Linked DNA regions of Homo sapiens: region 1 is linked to region 2. Evidence: chromatin loops called from intact Hi-C (ENCODE). Cell type or tissue: gastrocnemius medialis. All regions are shown on one strand.

Region 1 (5,000 bases), 110 kb before region 2:
AAAAGCTGTCATGTAATTGCAAAACAAAGTCTTATCCTCAGAGCCGTACAGTTATTTTCTTATATAATATTTTATAATATTCAGTGAGTGCAAATGAATTTTACTTTTAGATAAAACCATTTGGTATGCTCCACTTAACTATGAACAAAACAAAACCTATTATTTTAAAAATCTATACTATAAACCACACATTTAAACAATTTCAATAACAACATCATCATTCGGAAACTTTTCTTCTTTCCCCTATGTTTAATTAAAAATATCACTTCAGTCATTTATACTTTCTAAATATAAGTTGTACAGCTATTTCAAATAAATTACATGAAGAGGATAGTCATAAAATAACAACAGAAGTGAAAAATTTTACCAAATACCAAAGTAGGTAAATTGGCTTTCTTCTGTAATTATTAGGAAGACATAAAACTATAGATAGGAAATCTCTGCAGACAATCTGACAGTAATCGCTATATAAATCTTTATATTTTTCCTTTGAAATTCTTATTTTGTTAAAATATCATCTTTTAGTTGTGTTAGCAAAAACATAACGAAAGAATATTCTAAAATATTTGCAAGGCATATGTTTAATTCAGTTATTTTTTTGTGTAGGGAGGACAGAGGAGGATTTCTGCTTTCATCAACAAATAGAAAATCATAATTATATTATTTTTTATATTTTTGCAAGTTATAGAATAAGCACTCTTATTTTTAAATTACTACTTTTTAAACATTAACAATTCATTCACCAAGAAATCAGTCAATAGAAGTAAATCTTTATGAAGTAATAAGTATTTGTGAACAGTGGTAAACTTCAAGATAAATATTATGACGTATTTAATTTAGCTTTTAGCTACAAAACCAACTTAATGAAATCATTTCAGCTAATTCAAATTGTATAATTGGTATATCAAAATAACCAAATTATTGTATTTAAGAAAAAAATAACAAATAGTTGTAGATTATAGTCTTATTCCTCCTTCCAGGGAATACCTAATTAAATTAAGTGCATTTGAATTATTCATTACAATATTTGAAATATGAAATGGATCCAATAAATTGAGAAAGACTTCAATTTAGAATTTAGATTTTTTTTTTAAACTTTCTGGACAAGAACATAGGGAAATAGCATTTTGTTGTAAGTCTTGTAACAGTAGGCATACTAGCAGACAGAACAACTGTACACTTTCCCTTTCACAGATAGAAAACTATTTCAACTACAATTTCTATAAAGTATTAGGGAAGAAAATACAAACAATTTTCAAGAATAACTAAATCCAAATGGTTAATGTAAGTAAAAATCTATTTAAAACAAATGAATTGCAATAAATGTTATAGTCTGGGATTTCTTTTTATTATGCACAGATATTTATCAAGTACAAGTTTTTGCCCCTCTTTTAGTTAATTTAAAAATTTGACCTCATAAGAAATAGAAAGGAAAATATTTTTTGTATTTGCATATACAAATTTTATAAAGATCAAATAAAATCCTTGTCATTAAAAGCAAAACAAACAATTGAAAGCAAGTGAAATATTCAAATAAACATATACGTATTTAACCCAAGTTTAATATTAAGCCCTCTTATAAAACTAAACGGCATCTAGAGATCTCACAAAGCATTTGAAACTAAAAATATGAAAAACAAAGAAAATCATCTAAAGAAAGGTAAGTTTATGAAATAAAATTTACCTACTTTTGCAGCTGTTGTATTTGTTGAAAAAAAGTATGACTTTATTTCATGTGCATGCCAAAGAATGTAGAAATACTGTATATTTAGTTCATCATTTCTCATTATCTAGTATAGAAAACCCACAACTTTTATTACTTTAAATTTCTTATTTTCTACCCTCCCCGCCTATGCCCTCGATGTCTTCAGAGTCTCTTCTGGCCAGCATATCTTCTGCTTGAGGTGGATCAAAATAAAGCCCCCAAACAGACACACACAAAATAACCACCATCCAGCTGAGGAGAAATAGTTTTTCTGCCTTTGCCCTATCCTTATGTGTTAATAAAATCAGCTCATACATTCTGCCACAAAATTCAGCTTGGAAGTAATCCTCTGCTACTTAGAGCTGGATGAAAAGAGTACTCATTGTGAATTATGTTTCATCTGTCACAATAACCTTCTTTATTCTGTCAGGGACCTCCCCTTTGCCTGTGGCAATTAGAGAAAATAGGTATGCGTTGAAGTATGAAATAGTGGGTTCTTAAAATGAAACAAAACAAAACAGAAACTGATGACACATACAGACAGTACTTGCTAAGCAATATACTGCAGATTAGTAGAGGAGGCATTTTAAAGTCATTCTGATTTTACAAGAACACAGTAAAAGAATGCTTTTTAGAATGAGCAGGTGTTATAGTTGCTATTAGTTATTGTCAACATTAGTTATTGATGACAAGCTGTGAATTGTAATTGTACTAAAAATGAAATGTGAAAATCTTTTTATATTGTGTACTTTCTAATTAAATCATGCCATAAGATATATATCATAAATATATAGTATTTATTTAACATATGAAATCGCCATGATTTTATATGCCTTTCACAGATCATAATGAATTTATGTGCTTTTGAGTCTATTTTAATGCTCCAGAATAACATTTTTGCAAATTTTTTAATGGGCAAAAACAAAGAAAAACTTTCCCTTGAAACAGAGCTTATCAGACAATTTTGTTTAATTTAAAATCAATGTGATTATTTGATTTACTTACTCTTACAAATCACTGAAATTACCTGGAGGCAGTTCAAGTTCACCTTTCTGGAATAAACCTGTTAAATGATAGACACCATCTCATTATCTCCTTGAAAGAACACCTCAACTTTTTGGCTTCATAGGTTACAGTCAAAGTTATACTATCTCTAGTTACAAATGAATTAATCTAGAAGATCTTAAAAAGCTTAAAAGGAAAACAAACATAGTTGACAGAAAAGAAAATGCTCCTTCTAATACCAAAAGAAAGTCACTGCTGACGAAGTAACTGAAACGGTCATCGTAACAGTTGGATAAAGACATATAAATAATTTAAGCTAACACGAAATTCATAAAGTCTGAAGAAAAAATTCTTGAGGCTAAAAGGAAAACCTTTTGGCCCACTGCACAGGTTGGGCACAAAAGTGCTTGCTAAGCTATCTATTTCACACATGCAACGACAGAAGGTTCGATATTCATTCGATCGATGAGTGAAAAGGCACAATGGCAAAATCAGACAGACTTCTTTTCAAATACAGATCTCCAATGTCCCCCTCCAGTCTGCAGATGCACGGCTGGTGGTGTGGCTCAGACGGAGCAAGGGTTACATCAAGGCTATTCTCTGGACCGTGCAAACAGTCTAGACCAATGACCTGCAGCATCATGTCCTTTGAAGAAGAGGCAAGTTCGGTCATGATGAAGAAAAATCAAGGCGTACCCCTTTTAACAATAGGGAGCAGCTCGAGGCTGCAAAGAGGTAAGCAGGGTGAGAAGAAAACGGCATCTGCTTCCATGGTTACAGGCCAACTATGAGAACCTTGCTTTTCAAAGGAGTCTGTTCTCAGGCTCCCTCACAGGGTATGTCATGCATTATAAGCAAAGGCAGGTTGAGCTGAAATCCGCATAGTTATTTCAGAGTAAAATGATACGGAGCACATGGCTGGCAGAAAAAACAGTCACATGACTGTTAAGAACCAGACTTGGGCTATTTCAGAAAAGATTTTTTTTTTTTCTTATATCAGTTAAAGAAAGACAGTAAATTTGTATAAAACAAACAACCATGATAAACATGATTTTCATTTCTCAGGCTTTTATGTGAGCAGAGGTCAAGGGTCAAGACACCCCTCCACTCCAATGGCAGGACCATACAGCTTATTGTTAATATAGCTTTATTATGGATATCATTTTAAAATATTTTCCTCTTTTGGGCGGACCATAACATAGAATTTGTGTTCTTGTGAAATTTCTCTCTCTGACCTGATTCTCTTTGATGTGCTCCCCAGGATTTTCTGTGTTTTAGATCTCATGTTCATTTCCGTTGTTAGATCTCATGCGGAGAGGTAGAAGGTTTGGTGAGAAACTTCCTTGTTGTGTGGTTACTCCTCTAAGATAGCGCGAGCTTGCCTCTGCCTCGTGAAATCTGCTTATGGATAATTCAAATCTGCAGCAAAATCATTCGCCTCTGACAATCGTCCTGTTTCTAATTCATGCCTTTGTAGTTTATTCGATGTGTAATACATCAATGAGTCTATAGATTCTAATATCAATGTTTTTTTCTTTTCTGCAAGATAAAGTTGAATTTCATAATATGATACACTAGCAGCTAATGTTATCTGAATAAAAATTTGACAAGCATGAAATGTAACATATTCTGTATTATTAAGGAAAGACCATAGTATATAGTAACCACACAAAATGCACACATATATAAAATTAACATGGATAAGACATTCCTCTGACAATGTACCACAACTCAATATTAGAAGAATTAATATTGGGTTATGTTCTAACTATGCACAATTAACTACAGATGTTCCATGCAGTGTATCCTTTGAGCAATTTTTGTTTGCAAGTATATTGTTAAAATTAGGGAGTGAAAAAGGAAAGAATCTTTCAAAGGACAAGGCATGAAAACAACTTTCATTAAATTTATTTTTCAGAATTTATGTATTTTAATATAAATGGGTACCATATAGTTTTGTGTGTAGATATTCATTTCAAATACTGACCTTGTAGGAAAATATCCTTATAGCTTCGCAAAAGCAATGAAGTGTTGGTGATCATGGTAGAAACAATTTTACGCTTTCAATTAAGAAACCAGAGAAATATTTGCTGGTATGTTTCTCATATAGATGCCTTGATTTGAGTTGGGTTCATGGGCAAACATATGCTTATTGTTTGGTTTCTTTGAATGTGTTGAGGTACATTAGTTTCTATTCTTGCATGGTGAGAATAACTTAAGGTCTAAAAAAAGTGAGCTATTGGAATGTCACTATTATAGTATAATAATCTATACACTAGTATAAGCACTG
Region 2 (5,000 bases):
GTACTGGGAGTAAGGACTTCAGCATCTGAATTTGGGGGGAGACAATTCAGCCTGTAACAGTCATGATATGAATTAACTGCTATTGTGCATGAGATGTCTAACGAAAAGACAGAAAAGAAGTGTAAAGAAGTGATTACTGAGATCAACAAATGTTGCTATAGGACTGCCAGTCTATAGCTACTGCAGATATATATATATATATATATATATATATACATAAAACAATGTGATAGTGGGTGATTTGTAGATGGTAATAGACCATTCAGAGAAACAAGCTGAATATTTTCTTACATTGGAAAAAAAGGGGGACACAAAAGAAATGATTTCCCAGCATTTTATTAGATTCCATAAGAATTCTGAGCATCAAACTATACACTGCTATATATGAAGCCAGATCCAATGGGAATCTTTTGATTTTACATATCGATCACTTTCAAAATAAGGATACTAGCCTTATTTGCTGTGCAATATTATCATGACATATATTTTTAATTTATTGGGTCTTTCAGTTTTTGTGCATCTATAAAGCCTAATAGTTCAGCCTCTCTGTAGGCATCTTTGCTACTTCCTATCTGAGGAAATAATGTTTTATTATAAAATTACAATTTTTTGTAATTTAGATCTCTAGTTTCTAAGATAAGAAAACAGATCTATCATTTGGGGCAAGAATAGAAACAAAATAAACTCTCCTCTTAAAGCAAGGGAAACAACTTTCTGAAAAAAAAAATTGAAGACACACCTTTCATGTATTTTAGGAACATTTCACTTTTGCTCATCTTCTGACTGCATTGTGAACCATCATAGCTAGATCAAAATTAGTTATGTTAATAAACAAAAACAAAAATTCTGTCTATTTGCCTTACATTAAGAGATATCCTTTTGCCTGATGCAACAACAGAAACTAAAATCTCTAACGAAAAACATGCTGGCTTCTCTCACCATCGTTGTCCAATAGGAAGGAATTTGGTCAGGAGTAAAAATAACTCAGTTATGATCCATGTTATTACACTCCTCTGAGCTTCTTTCTCTCTTCCACATGTTGAATGACTTACTGGTTTATTTTTGCCACATACATAATGTTTGGCTCCTATCTCATGTGCAATCAATCTTAATTATTGGATCTCTTTCCCCCCTACAATCAGATCATTTTGATTATTACTTTAATTGTACATTCCCTAACTAACTTCTCTCTAGTTTGTTTTTAACTTCAGGCTACCTGTGGGCATAACGTTGTACAATTCAGAATGTGAATTTTACACTTAGCCTAATAACTAAATAAGCTTAGAAATTTAGGTACGGTAAATTAGGTCACTTGGTACCTTTTCGTACAAGGAAAGCAAACTTCTTGTGTGCCTAGGTGTTGCTTTTGGAGAAACTTTCCTGAGCATTGAGGAGTCAGTGCTAACTCCTGCAAGCATGTGAGTCTCTCCGACTCTGTGATGCCAACTTACCATCTTGCTGTAGTCGAAGAGCTTTAGGTTGGAGTGAATGGGTACCATCTTTGTTCTTAGAGGTGGACTCTAAGGACCTTGTTTTTGTAGGAACACACAAGGGCTATTTTAGTGTTAATTTGAACACATCAGAAGAGTTTACATCAGAATTTCAAAGAAACGTAGGAATCCTTGTTACCTTTAAATCTCAAATTTTCTCCATGATATAAAATATCAGTCTTCTTTTAAAAGATCAGAAATTACCCCAATGACCAGATCCAAATGCTGAACAACAAACAGTCCAGATTTACCATGAGGAATAGGGTTAATATTTGCTCCCCAATGACAAATCCCAACCCGGAACAGATTTCAGCCAGGCAGCTAGCAAAGCTCGCGGGTGAACTGCACAGGCCATGGTGGGTGCAGAGCTCAGAGCCGGAAAGCAAACAGCTGCTGTAGCCTGATTTGAGTTAAAATAGTGTGAGTGTTTAGTCTGGCGCACGGCTTCAGGGGAGATTGGCAGCTGGGTCAAACAAAGTCCTTCCATTGGCTCCCTTCCCAGGCAGCTTCTGCTAGTGTTTAGGTACTAGTGCAGTGTAGAACCCTTTTCTCAGGCAAAACCTAACATCTGACCGCACCCTTTTTGCTATTAAAAAAAAAAAAAAGCTTCTATTTTTTTCCTCCTGTCGTTAAGATAAATTCTCCAGTAGACAACCTCTCCCACTAATTGTGTATTAGCAACGTATTTTATCTTGAGAGCTTGTACACTGGGCTCTCAACGTGGTGTGGAAGGTAGCCTGTTACAGTGCTGGATTCATAAAAGGGCCTTTATGGTTTGTGAAAGAATATCTGTGTGCTTAGGGAGGAAACTTTTTGATCTGCAGAAAAGCCAGAAGACATCTAGGTAAGGCTACGATATCAAATCTACTTTTTTGGGGGAAAGTTGGGCAGTGAGACTGCTTAATCGCAACCAATGTGAGTTTAGAGGGTGCATGTTCACTTTTGTAGAAGTTCAAAATGTACTGACGATTGTTTGCTTATTTTTTGTTTGTTTGTTTAAATCTTAAAGGAATACTGTCGTCTGCGTTTTTACGATTTTGTTTTCTTCTATTGAACCCATTACAGTGGATATAGAGTTTTATTATATAGCGAAATCTTTGTAAACTGCCACAGAAAGAAAGTGTTATTTAGAAGGGAAATTGACAAGTTTTAAAGAGTAATTGTACAATCATTTGAGGACAGAGGAACACTGCATTATACTAATAAGGGTTTAATTACCAAAAAAAGTTTAATGTTGCTTTGGAAGGAATATTAAGTAAGTTGTCTTTGTCTCTTACTTTTTAATTTTAGTCGCTGATTTAGCCTGTTGGGTCACATTTTTTGTTAGTGCTGAAGGCTGCCATGAATCCGTAATGAGGCCCCTTTGCACATGATTTTGGCACTTGGCCAAAATCAACTTCCCAGCGGCAAGCTTTCTCTAAAGAACCTGGAGCAATTTCTTTCTTTTTTTTTTTTTTTTTAAATCAGGAATCATGTCTGAAAGCTGCCACAACCAGTTGTATAGGCATGTCAAAATGACTTTATACAGTCAATATGAAACAAGCATTAAATATTTTTTCTCATGTTGTTGCTTTTATCATTATGAATTCCTTGCTTGTTGCCACCTAAGATACGATGGAGCAAGCACAGTCTTAAAGAAGATTTGCTGATTTTTTGTTTTTCTCAGCAGACCAGAGTAGGTATGATCATCTTATTGAGAAGTATACAGTGCAAAAAAGGTTTTTCAAAACACTACAGGATAAATAACAAATGAATTCTTAAAACTGTTAATCTCTGTAAGTAATACTCAGTGAACAGTAAGTAATGGAGTTTTCTAGAAGTTTCATCGTGCGCGCAATTAAGCTTAACATTTTTATAGTGTTTTTGTCTATGTTAAAAGGTAGCATTTGGGATTTTTAAAAATGTCAGCATTTGCTATATAATTTTAAAAACGTATTAACACCTTGATATTATTTCTAACAAATGTTTTAATAGAAATGCTTGGTATATAAACATGGCTGAATAACTTTTAAGTAATTGTGTTTAATTGCTGTTTTGCAATAAAAGGATAATTTTTCATGAAATAAATTTTGAAGCTCAAAGGTACTTAACATCCAATTTCTGGAACTGTTATTAATTTTGATATTACTATAACTGAATTTTGTTCTGTAAGCCAATTTTATACTCTAGTGTTTTAAGAGTTAAATTCACGAGTGGCAATGAAATACTATAGCAATCAAATATTAACACCTCAAATTTTCTATAGCCATTTTCAATAATATCTTTAGACATTAAACATAGGTACTCTACAGAATAATTAGAAGTAGAAAAGTGTAATATCAGTTGCTCTATTTTGTTTTTTTAAAAGAAATTTTATTATCACTATCGTAAATACTATTATGCCTTGTGTGTTAATCTGTAGTAATCCAGAGTGCAACTTTATTTTACTAGAAACAGTCATATTTCTCTTTAAAATATTGATGAGAATCAGATACATTATTTTTTAAGAGTGACCTAATTAAGAGATTTCTTAATAGGCATGTTTATTCTGTATTTGTCTTCCCTTTACAGTATAGAATATTGCAAATTTTGGTGATAGAAAAAATCATATTAATTTTAGGTAAATTTTAGGATTAGAAATTGCCTCCTGATTTCCTTCAGGTCATTTTTTGTAAATATACAATTTATATTTGTTTTGCTGTGGACCAAATTATGATACTGTAAAAACCTTGCTATTAGTTTAACCGAGGAATGGAGTGTTTGGAATTTTCATACTAGTCAACATTAAAAGCCATAGAAGTTATAAATTGTTATTAATAGAAATTTACCTAGATAAGGTCTCTTTGTATGTGAGTTTACAGCTGAATTCTTATTTAATGTAATCTTTGTAATTTATATAAAAGCAGTTAATAAAGGTAAATATTTCAAAACTTGGATTAAAAACCAAACATTTTCACATTTATTATCATGAAACAGGTGCAGGAAAAATAAGATAGCTTCTCTTGTTGAGCATGATTCTCACTTAAAAATTAATTTTGAATTCAATTTTAATTTTAATTTTAGCTCTTACACACATCTTCTGTTTTTATTTTTTGATTATTTTGAATCAGTTGTTGTACTTAGCATTTGAAATTGATAGATTATTTTTCTAATATTTACTAAGAAATGTTTTAACTGAAAATTATAGGGTATTCTTTGTTAATCAGAGCCCATAGCAAAGTAAATGCCATCAAATATAGAACTTTTGGAGTACACAGAAGTGTTAGTTTGCGAGTTCAGAAGAAACTTACTTGTACACGATTACTGACAAATGTTTTTTAGTTGAGGTAGAAACAAGTAAGTATTAAGGACAATTTAAATTATCTTCCTTACTGAAATAGCTAAAAAAATTGCTTTCTTTTGCTATGGCAATGCGTTGTAATTATTTCCATAATCTAGGCTTTTTAGCAGAATTATTAGCTAGTTTTCCTTAGGACCAAAAATGCAAAACACTGATTACATTTCCTTCATTGAGTTAACATTTTAAAAATA

Evidence for each region. Peaks named below come from ENCODE experiments on the same cell type or tissue, not always from the same donor. Only the 100,000 strongest peaks of a DNase experiment are listed, where the experiment ranks them.
Region 1: it touches region 2 in a loop (7-fold over the local background); 7 of 110 quality-filtered maps call a loop at or near these places.

Annotation. Positions count from the first base shown.
Region 1 is chr21:16,306,321-16,311,320 of GRCh38, forward strand. The region is part of intron 4 of MIR99AHG (mir-99a-let-7c cluster host gene); the gene reads left to right. Among named protein-coding and RNA genes, the nearest start is that of SNORD74B, 24 kb to the left of the region's middle. RefSeq lists an enhancer at 2,521-4,161. In gastrocnemius medialis, no CTCF peak of the experiment used is centred here; no DNase peak of the experiment used is centred here; H3K4me3 peaks cover 4,222 bases; H3K27ac peaks cover 4,193 bases.
Region 2 is chr21:16,417,408-16,422,407 of GRCh38, forward strand. All of the region lies in intron 5 of MIR99AHG (mir-99a-let-7c cluster host gene), which reads left to right. Among named protein-coding and RNA genes, the nearest start is that of MIR99A, 120 kb to the right of the region's middle. In gastrocnemius medialis, no CTCF peak of the experiment used is centred here; DNase peaks (open chromatin) are centred at 1,904 and 2,864; H3K4me3 peaks cover 4,478 bases; H3K27ac peaks cover 5,000 bases.